Linked DNA regions of Homo sapiens: regions 1 and 3 are each linked to region 2. A link is a contact called in ENCODE Hi-C data. All regions are on one chromosome and are shown on one strand. The core of a region is the stretch at or near the end of the contact, and the rest is flanking DNA. Distances in the headings are between cores, read along the strand shown.

Region 1 (3,641 bases), core at 989-3,488, 180 kb after region 2:
TTTTCCTAGATAACCACAGTATCTCTAGGAAATATTATTTTAAGGCTGCATCTAGTCTCACCTTTGAGAGAAAATGCATTTCTACTGGGAAGGTTGGGCACCAAGTAAAATAAGCAGAAAAGCATTCCAATGTCACTTGATTGTGAAAGAGTTCAGGAAATGCCACCCCAAAATATGCCACTATGGTGTGCTGATTATTTTGAACTCAGGGCAGGTGGTAGTGGCCACGGGCAGAGGTTTCTCTGAACTCTGCCCAAAGAAAGATCCTCCAAAACGAACTCAAATGTCTCAAATCTCCGCCGTGGGAATCTTCTCACCCAGAGAAGATTCTCACCCAGAGAAGATTAACTCCGATTACAGGAGAGGAGACAGGAGGTTGACACCAGCCCACACAGGCTCTCACCTATTCTCCGAAGGGCTGGTCAGAGACCATTTTTATTGCCTGAGAATCTTTTATGTGCCTGACAAGATGTCCTTTACTCACCATATGCTTCCTCCCCAAACCCGCCCCAAAATCTGTTTTGCAGCACCCTGCAGAAGCCCCTATGGATGCTATAATGAGCTTCAATCATCTGACCCTTCCTCAAGTCTCTTATTTTGTAGGAGTCCTGTGCCTATGTATGTAATTAAGTACAGTTTTTCTCCTGTTAGTCTGTCTTATATCAATTGAATTCGTGGCCCAGCCAAGGAATTCATAAGGTTCCTAGAAGGTTCGCTCCCCTAGAATTGGAAATGACCAATGCAAAAGTTTACATTTTTAAACATGCATAATGAAAGGGGCTTAAAGGCAAAAAGACGGGAAACAGCATTTGTTGAAAGGTCTCCCTGAAAAATAAACTTATTTTGATAGCATTTGTTGTTCATATTAGAACCGAACGCCTTTTATGCACATATGAATATGTCATTTTGCGACAGCAGTGAGAGATAATTTTGCAACTGCGTGGTCAGGCAGGTTTTTCTTAGGTGGCTAGCTGTTCGCTGAAACCCTGGTCCTTTGGTTCAAATAAGGTAGCACCCCGTTCAACCTGTTGAACACTTAATTAAGCAACACCTGAAGTGCTTAAAATGAAAAAATCCTTTAGACTTTTCCGCCTTCGTTTCCCTCAACCATACTGACAGACCCATACAATTGGGAATGAATCTTCCCTAGAATCTTTTGCTTCAGCCTTCAGTGCACCCACATTATTTCTGTCAAGGCTTTTCCCCTCTCTTCTCACCCAAACACGATTCTCCATGCGTCCCTCCCCACGCCTCTCCGGGTTCCGTGCCCGGCTGCGGAGGGACGGCAGCAGCCTAACCTAGTGTTAACAGAGGGGAAATCTGACCCAGCCGAAACCAAGAAAACCACCACTCGCCCTTCCCTGTGAGAGCTTTCAAGTTCGTATCAACGATTTTTAAAGCGTTTGTTGTGCTGGGTGTGCTTCCCTCTGCGGCCCTCCTCCACGAGGCAGAAAGTCCGTGCCTGGCTGCATTCGCTTGCTAACTGTACTGAGAAACCTGTTCCGAGAGGACCGGGAAGCCACTCGGGTCTGCGAGGGTCAAGTCCAGCATCCCCGGGGCGCGCGCGCAGTCTCTCCCCGCCGTGCGGGGCCTCCAGGCGAGCTGGCAGGGGTGTCCCCGAAGGGGCTCAGGGGAGGCAAAGGCAAGCCCGCAGTTCAGGGACGGAGGGAATCATGTCTCTTTCCGGGTGGAAATTTGGGACGGAGGCCACCCGGGAGAAATCGTATCGGGAACGGTTATCTGCCGCAAGTGAGGTGCCCACGGCGCTGTCTCCCGCGGCACCGCCCGGCGCAAGCGCTTAGTAGGTGCTCAAGAAGCATTTGGAGAAAATGACAGCATCAAAGCCTGCGGCTAAGAGGGGCTTTTGGAAGAGCCCGTTTCGGGTGTTGCGGTCCCGCCAACCTGCTCCTTCTGCGCCCCAGTTTCCCTCCGCTTGCCCTTTCCCGCCCTCCGCCGTCCAACTCTGGAAGCGCCTCCCCAGCTTCCCACGGCCTCCGCTCCCCAAAACTCCGGCTCCTCTCGGAAGGCGGAGGAGCCAGGATGCCGCCGGCCCCGGCCCTTCCCGGGGCTCCCGAGGAGGCGTCGGGCCGCGCGGCCCGGCAGGCGCGGGCGCTCCTTACCTGCAGCCGGGCGAGCAGCGCGCAGAGCAGCAGCAGCGCGAACAGCGGGCGGCGCCGCCGGGCGCGCGGGGCCATGGCGCGGGACAGGCTGGCGGGCGCCGCGGCCTCAGCGGCCTCTGTGGCCCAGCGGGCGCGGCTGCCGCGGCCCTGTGTGGTCCCGCCCCCGTGCCCCGCCCCGCACCTGCCCCCGCGCCGCCCTCCTGCGCCCCCCTCCGGCCGGGCCCGGCGGTGCCAGCCAGGTGGTGCCCAAGCTCCCCTGGTTTGCGGTGGGACGCGGGGCCCCGCTCGGGGAGGGGCCCCGGGGGTGTTCGCCGCGCCCGGTGCCTCCTTGGTCCGGTCTCCGCCCCTGGCCCAGGTGCTCGGGCTGCAGACAGGTTGGCGGGAGACCAGCCCTGGGTTGCCCTTCACGGCACTGGCTCCTGCCTTGCCGCACCCCAGGCCTGTGGGCCCCGCCTCCCGGGAAGGAATGGGGGCATCGGGGTGGTCCTGCTCCTGCCCCGCGCGCCCACCCTTCGAGGCCCGGCCTTCCGAAAGTGGATGCGCCACCGTCGAGAATGAACGGGAGGAGGATCCTTCCTGGAGATTTCGTCGACTGCAGTTAAGGCATCAACACAATACACCATCCGCCAATCTTCGTAAAATACTCCTCTTGTTCTTTGCTTCAAAATGTTGGGGCCAGCAGCCACTATCTCTTTTTCTTCTCCTGATCCTCTGCCTCCGCCCCTCACCCGTCCTGCACCCACCAAATTCTAGAAAGGCACCAGGCTCCGCCAGCCTTGAGGCGTCCCCCAGCCCCCATCACCACATTGGCCCTTTCAGACATAAAGTGGCCAGATGTCTGGGGCACAGTGTTACCTAAAAACTGAGGTCCGTTCTTCTGGTGCAGTAAGGCCAAGCCATCCGCACTAAGGTTTGCACTGGGAGAAAAGAGGGCGCTTATCTGCAGAGCTCCAGGCAAGGAGAATGGGGCAGCTCTTGCTTAAATCCTGACCTTCAGTTGGCTTGCAAGTAAGGATTTTTAAACGCAGGGTTAATTTCAAGAAAGCAGAAGTTACAGGCAAAATCATAATACACGGAGGTTGCACATTGGTTTGGTCTAACAAGCTGGGATATCTTGAAAATCTTTAAAGTGAGGGTGCTTATAGGTTATACATTCAAAGATTTTCTGACTTGCCATCAGTGAAGGAAGAGAAGCTTTGTTAAAAATTTGGGGTCAGCAAAAATGAATGTTAGCTCTGGCTCGTGGGTGTGACTTCCTCCTTGCCCTTCAGGAAGAAATTTAGAAGAAAGAATGGTGGTCAGTTCCGTCCTCATTTCCCCCTTGTCTGAGGTCTGCATGCCAGTGGATCTGTTTTGTTGGGGGTCTGGGTTTCTGAGAAACAATTCAGGGACATATGTTAAGATGTTATCTTTCGTTTCTATAGGGAATCTAACTTCCTTGGTTATTGTTTTAAGCTATAATTACCTTCTTGCTTATCAAGTTACTTATTTACTTCTTAGGGCTAGCTAGGTACCTGGAAT
Region 2 (3,433 bases), core at 183-2,682:
ATAATTTATATATAGTTATATAATATATATTTTTATATATGTATGAGAGAATATGTATCTAGTAAAAATATAGTTGGTAAAATTTGTATCAACACAGGGAAATACAATAAGTGGAAACAATCAGCATATAAAATTGTATATATGACATAGTCAAAATGATACACAAAAATATGAGTAGAAAGAAGAAATGAGAGGGAATATACCAAAATGCTAAGATGAGTTTTAGTGCCTGGATTGCCATTTAGATTTTTGTCTTTTTCTTTCTACTTTTTTTCTGTTTTCCAAATCATCAAAATTGGGCATAATTTCTGAATAAAAAAGAATATAATTTCAAATATGGAGGAGGCATCAAGGATTTAAATTTCAAGTAGACAGTTTTTAGAGTTTAAACATTTTAGTGATTTCGTGTCTGAAGTATGTGATTGTCCAAATTGTTGGATCTTCCCCACCCCCGCCCCTGCCCCCAACCCCGCCAAGTGCCGTCAGGTCTGGCGAGTGTCTAACCACTTGGTGGCCAGTTTAAATCTTTCCCACAAACTTTCTAGTTTATGTTGTCCCATGAGCCCTGGGGCAGTTTGGATTTTTGCAGAACTGAGAATAAGCTATGAATGAAAAGAAGAAAATGGGATTATAGATTCCTTTCCTCCACTTTATGGCCAGAATACTAGGTAGCTCAGGAAGTTCTGAATCAGTCCTTTTTCTAGGCAAAGGCAGAAATCCTGGGCTTGGGTTCTTCAAGGTAGGCTAATCAGGGTGTCAGAGATTTTTGGTGTCCTTTTAACATCCAGGAATTACAGATAAGGTAAATCAAGCCACGAACACATAGGTACTCAGGCAGCGATTGGACAAATTTATGCTCTACTACAGCAGATACATTTTGCCAATGCTGGAATAAATTGGCAAGGTACTAAGGTTTACCTCTGTTTAAAATTCCTGCTTGGGAATATCTACCTTAGAATAACTGTTCATTTTAATCAGGTTAAAGGGCACCAAGGAACAATTCTAACAAACAGAATCAGATAATACTAGTAAAAAGGGAAAGAGAATATCCTGAGAAACAGAACTGAAACTTAAGTGATAGGAGGAAAATGAAACGAAACTGAAACTTAGCCAGCAAAGCTATTTAAAAAAAAAAAAAGTCTCGATCTTAACAGAGACCTAGCAGGTAACTATATATGAGCCAGTATTATCAAAAGTAAAACCAATAAATGTTGTACATTTTCCTACGTTACACTTGAAAGAAACTCTTAACCAGCAGTGTGAGCTGCATGACCTTGCTGCAGCCACTGACGTTCTCTGAGTCTCAGTTTACTCATCTGTGAAAATAGGTGTAACAGTACATGCCAGCCTCAATTAAATACAGAACTTCAGGGCTTGAGGGGGTCTTGGAGGTCATCAGATCTTGGCTCCTCCACTGGACCAGGGCCTTGGGGCTACCATGCTTACCTTGTTGGTGTAAGTGAGCTCTCGCAGCAGCCAGACATACTGCAGAGCCCATTGTGGGTGCAGGCAAACTGACTCCCAGGTCATGTGCAAGAGGCCATGAGAGAAGACAGGAGGATATTCAACCAATCTGGCTTCAGAAGGAGGCTCTGTGAGGACAGCTGAGTGGCCCAAGGTGGCTCAGACAGGGTACAAGCAATCGTCATCCTCAGAGTGGGACTCCATAGTGTGATAAAGCAGCCATGGAGCGGGGACAGGAGACAGGGACGGGACACCACCAGGGCAGGGGACCCATGCAGACAGGACCCTGAGCTCAGAAGGGCCCTAAATGTTCTGCCAACACCTTCTTGATATTTTTTCTTTTCTTTTTTTTTTTTTTGAGAAAAGGTTTCACTCTGATGCCCAGGCTGGAGTACAATGGTGCAAATACAGCTCACTGCCACCTCAACCTCCAGTAGTCCTCCCACCTCAACTTCTTTAGTAGCTGGGACCACAGGCGTGCCCCACCACGCTTGGCTAAGTTGTTTCTTCTCTTCTTTGTAGAGATAGGGCCTCACTGTGTTGCCCGGCCTGGTCTCAAACTCCTGAGCTCAAGCGAACCTCCCACCCTGGCCTCCCAGTATGCTGGGATTACAGATGTGAGCCACTGTCCTGGCGTCATGGTGAAATTCTTAATTTTGTTAAGAGACATCCCCACAATTTCATTTCATACAGGCTCTGCAAATTATGTAGCCAGTGCAGGGTACAACATCCAAGATCTGCTGAACAGAGGGCTGGAGGGGAGGGGTTGTGACACAGGGTGATCAGAAACTGCTCTGGGATGTGTGACACTTCCCAAGCCTCAATAAACGGTAGAATGGGAATAGACTGCTTCCTGGCCCCTCAGGACTGGCTTAGCCATGAAGGACTAACCTGGATGTTCTTGGGGACTGTGGTTGATTCCCATGGAGGCAGCTCCACAGAGGTCCTGGGCTCAAGTGTGGTACCTGAGAGAGGGTCAAGAGTCTGGTGGTTGTTGTCATTTTAAAATTTATTCTATTTTATTGATGTAAAGTTCACTCAACATAAAATTAACTAAAACCTGAAGGTAGCTTTTTACAATATTTTAAATAGTTTTGTGCACGAAACAAAGTTTGTGATAAGTATTTTTGTGTGGAATTTACCACTTGTGGCATCATATCAGCATTCAAAAAGTTTCAGATTTTGATGATGAGTCGAAAATGCATTTAATACACCTAACCTACCAAGCATCAGAGCTTAGCCTAGCCTGCCTTAAACCATGCTAAGAACATTTACATTAGTCTACAGACGGGCAGAATCTTCTGTAACACAGTTGATGTAGTTTGGATATTTGTCCTCTCCAAACCTCATGTTGAAATTGGCCAGGCACAGTCGTTCATGCCTGTAATCCCACCACTTTGGGAGGCCGAGGCGGGCGGATCACGAGGTCAGGAGTTCGAGACCAGCCTGACCAACATGGGGAAACCTCGTCTCTGCTAAAAATACAAAAATTAGCTGGGCATGGTGGCACGCGCCTGGAATCCCAGCTACTCAGGAGGCTGAGGCAGGAGAATCGCTTGAACCCGGGAGGCGGAGGTTGCAGCACTCCAGCCTGGGAACAGAGTGAGACTCCGTCTCAAAAAAATAATTATTAAAAAAAAAAAAAAAAAAAAGAGGGAGAAATTTGACCCTGTGTTGGAGGCGGGGCCTGGTGAGAGGCGTTTGGGTGGAGGTGGGGCCTGGTGAGAGGTGTTTGGGTCAGGGAGGTGGGTCCCTCATGAATGGCTTGGGTCCTGTCCTTGTCCTCACAGTAATGACTGAGTTCCTTTTCTACCGGTTCCTGCAACCAGACGGAGTTTCGCTTTTGGCGCCCAGGCTGGAGTGCGGTGGGCAATCTCGGCTCACTGCAATCTCCGATTTCCGGTTTCAGGCGATTCTCCTGCCTCAGCCTCCCGAGTAGCTGGGATTACAGGCGCCCACCACCATGCCC
Region 3 (3,733 bases), core at 302-2,801, 220 kb after region 2:
AGAGCATGTCAAATTGCTAAAAATAAAAGAGCTATGATAACTGATATGCTTTTGGAGTCATAAGTTCTTAATGCTTTGATGCTATCCAAAGAAATTGTGGCCATAAATGTTGAGGCCCACAGTAAAAGAGACTCTGTAAAATCTAGAGAAAAAAGGCAGACAATTGTGGAAGATCATGTAGCAGATCAACAAGCTATGAATTAAAACAAAGTTATGTATCGTGCTGAATGGCATGCTAAGTGGAAGAAATGTCTGTTTTTCATAAGAACATGTCTAGAAACACACAAAAATTTCCTTAAAAATAAAAAATAAACTCTAAGGCAGCACAGTATTTAGCAATTAGCAGTTATTAAGAAATATTTCTAAAATAACTTGAAATTAAGTTTGAGTTACTCTTCATATGTCTTACAGCAATCAGTATACAGTATAAGACCATCTGTATACTTATACAGTATAAGACCATCCACTAGGGCGGGTGCGGTGGTTCACGCCTGTAATCCCAACACTTTGGGAGGCTGAGGCAGGCAGATCACCTGAGATCAGGAGCTGGAGACCAGCCTGGCCAACATGGCAAAACCCCGTCTCTACGAAAAATACAAAAATTAGCCGGGCATGGTGGTGGGCACCTGTAATCCCAACTACTTGGGAGGCTGAGGCAGGAGAATCACTTGTACCCAGGAGGCAGAGGTTGCAGTGAGCTGAGATCATGCCATTGCACTCCAGCTTGGGTGACAGAGCGAGACTCTGTCTCAAAACAAAATAATACAAAACCATCCACTAATATCAATACTGATTAATTCACAATAACTAACTTGTTTCATGTTTAGCTTTCAGTACACAAGAGTACACAAGGCTTTCAGTACACAAGGCTTTAACACATGACAAATGCACCAAAATTTTAATACATGACAAGGCCTCAGAGGAGTGTCTAGCTTTGATCTTACATTACAATTCAGGAAAAAGGTAGAAAAATGCAACTTACACTCATCTCGGAACCTGGGTTCTGCGTTAGGGCCAACTCTACCAAATGTTTTTATGATCTCTGTATGCAAAGAATGTTGGTCTTGATACTGAGGATCTTCCAGGAAAGAAGCCAACTGCATTTTCACTCTTTCCAGCAACTTAAAATTGGATATTGTACAGTCATTTCATAGAATATTGAAAACTGAGTAGTGTTGTTAAAGTGAAAGACACACATTAAACATGACTTAAAGCAGTGGATTAAAGCAACCTATAGTCCAATGACAGTAGAAATTTGGAATTAAATAAATAGTTATTTAATCTTTTGGCTCAGAGAAGGTTTCCTACTTTTGCTTATGCTTACAAATTCTTAATTAAAAAATACAAATATTCCTGAACAAATTATAACAACAAAAGAAAAAAAATCCCACCGTATTTAGGGAAAAGTAGGTAACTTTATGATTATTTTGTATCTAAATTATAATTCTTAAAACAAATCACACTGTAAGTTACCCAATTATTCACCTTCTGAAAGCAATGAGTCATTAATGACTTACATCTTACTCACATTTCCCTAAAAGACATTTTTATTTTAGGTTTTGAGAACATGTTGAAATTCTGCCAAGACTGCAAGCTTTGCAGAATGATGTGCTTTTCCTCTGTGGCTTCACCAGTGAAATATATAAGTGAAAAAATGGAAAATATTCTTTCTGTAACTAACAAAACTTTAGTTTTTGTCATGAAAAATCTATATGACAAAGGAGTTTTATTAAAACTTTTTTCTTTTGGGTAATATGTCCACAAATAATATATGTGCTAATCTACAGGGTTTTTTCATTTGTATAAGGACATATCCAATATAATAACAAAGAAATAAAAATCTGATATCAATTTTGAGAAGTGTCTTATAGTTAGTGTTGCAAATAGAATCTAAAAAACTTGAAATTAGTTTCAGAATTAAAATACACCTTTAAGAAGGAAGACCTTGGTGGTCTCCTGAAACAGGCATGACAGAGGGTCTGCCCAGAGATCTACTCTGCAACAAGAGGATACCAGTCTACTAAATCACTTTTACAGCTTCATACCAATGACACAGTTATCAGAATACAAGTGCCCTCTTGCCTTCATTTATAACTGAGATACATTTGTGTTCCTAATGATGTTATCTGGGAAAACAGTCCTCAAATCTGTGCAACACTGGCAATCAAGAATTTATGTAGATTGGCCAGAAGCCTACCGGGTAATAGAAGGCTTTGGAACTAGACCTGATTTGAAGGATTATTCAAAACTGCAACATCCAGCTCAGCTTACAATAGAACATCTAGCAAGCTTGTCCAATACACCTTATTTTGTTGTTGTTCTGTTTTGTTTTGTTTAAGGCTTTTAGCAGCCTGAAGCCGGGGTTTTTAGTTTCTGTCTCTAGTGATAAGTAGAAAAGAGGGAAGAGGAAGGGGCTTTACTGGCCCAATCAGAAAGAGAAACTAAGAACCCATGACTATATTCTCTCCCTTGGACATCCCTGAAAGCTTGGCCTATACTTAATGTTCTGACTGAGAGGAAAGACTAGAGATTTCCTTAGGATATGGAAATATACCTTGGTTAGGCTACCATGTTTTCACAGTGAGATCCTCCTCTGGCCTGTAACTAACTAGGGCACAAAATAAAAGGTAAGATGCTCCCTGCAGCCTACCACCAGATACATGTATCATGACCACATCAATATTACACAGACATAAATAAATTTCAATTATTCCTACCTCTCTTTGAATTACTGTTTCCATAATAGTGCCAAAGGCTGGAATTGTGGCAATCCTGACAGAGCTGTTAGAATTAAAACAGAAAGAAACTGAAGATTTGAGATGAACAACGAGTATTATTAAAATGTATATTAAAGTAAGTACAAGGTAAATATACTGTATTAGTCTCTAGCAATGACAAATTAAATAAATTTAAAAAAAGCAGACCAAGAAGAATGCTCAAAAAGACAGACAGGATAACTTAAGGTCGCAGTCTGTGAAACTCACAATTCAGGATCACTGGACAAGGTAACAAGGGCCGGAGCAACCCGCTTGTCAACTAACGCTTCACTCATGCCTCGAAGAGTCAGCTGTAAACCAGTCAACATGCAATAAAAAATGGTTTGGTAAACTGGAATAAGAACTGGGTTAGCTGTGACTGAGGATGGGCAGGCAGACTCATTGGCCTTTCTTGGTTTAGTCATCCACACGAGACATTAAAATGTTAGGCCATTGGTTCATGCTACTACACTTACTGGTAACAACCTGTTAGTGAGATTAGGAGAGCATCCCTTCTTGGCTTGAAAGAAACAGTCCATCAGCATATTTTAGGTTCTGGAAGTATTTATTGAGCACTAATGTTACTAATATATTTTTTCAATACGTGGCCTCCAAATTACACTTATGGTGAGGGTTGATTTAAAAAGAACCATGATATATAAAGAATAATGTGATAAAGTTTAAAATCAAATAAGCATAATCCAGTATTATTAATTTAAAGAGATTCTTCAATAAATTTAAGAGCTGATGGTTATTTCTTGACAGGCACATTTTGAAAGGGATGCCGAATATAAAAGGCAGGGATGACACTTACATTTCAGGGTCACTGGAGAGAGTAATGAGAGCAGGAACAACCCTCTGAGCTACCAGAGTTTCATTCACCCCCTTCACCAACAGCTGATTGGTCAGCACAGGGGGTATTCACAGGTGATGCACGGAAAGAGCAAACACAGTGCGCCACGGGAAGAAGGAAGGAA

Evidence for each region. A loop is a pair of places that touch in the nucleus more often than their neighbours do. Pooled maps may share reads with other maps.
Region 1: a pooled map shows a loop between it and region 2 (8-fold over the local background). The contact joins the promoter of TNFRSF11A here to the enhancer-like site in region 2. A Hi-C loop is called at or near these places in 5 of 37 single-sample maps with no recorded cell type and 11 of 50 pooled maps.
Region 3: a loop to region 2 is called in a pooled map, with 7 times the contacts of the local background. The contact joins two enhancer-like sites. A Hi-C loop is called at or near these places in 2 of 37 single-sample maps with no recorded cell type and 9 of 50 pooled maps.

Annotation. Positions count from the first base shown.
Region 1 is chr18:62,323,907-62,327,547 of GRCh38, reverse strand. TNFRSF11A (TNF receptor superfamily member 11a) reads right to left here and starts at 2,238. Exons shown (of 10, transcript NM_003839.4): 1 at 2,121-2,238. The coding sequence starts at 2,195. RefSeq lists silencers at 2,147-2,346, 2,397-2,606.
Region 2 is chr18:62,504,095-62,507,527 of GRCh38, reverse strand. No RefSeq gene overlaps it. Among named protein-coding and RNA genes, the nearest start is that of ZCCHC2, 17 kb to the left of the region's middle. RefSeq lists an enhancer at 971-1,220. Within about 2 kb of position 1,432, at least 10 of the 41 ENCODE cell types and tissues checked have a DNase peak (open chromatin) inside an H3K27ac peak, as active enhancers do.
Region 3 is chr18:62,279,694-62,283,426 of GRCh38, reverse strand. It overlaps RELCH (RAB11 binding and LisH domain, coiled-coil and HEAT repeat containing), which reads right to left. Exons shown (of 29, transcript NM_001346231.2): 23 at 3,571-3,653; 24 at 2,718-2,781; 25 at 983-1,121. Among named protein-coding and RNA genes, the nearest start is that of TNFRSF11A, 44 kb to the left of the region's middle. Within about 2 kb of position 1,551, at least 4 of the 41 ENCODE cell types and tissues checked have a DNase peak (open chromatin) inside an H3K27ac peak, as active enhancers do.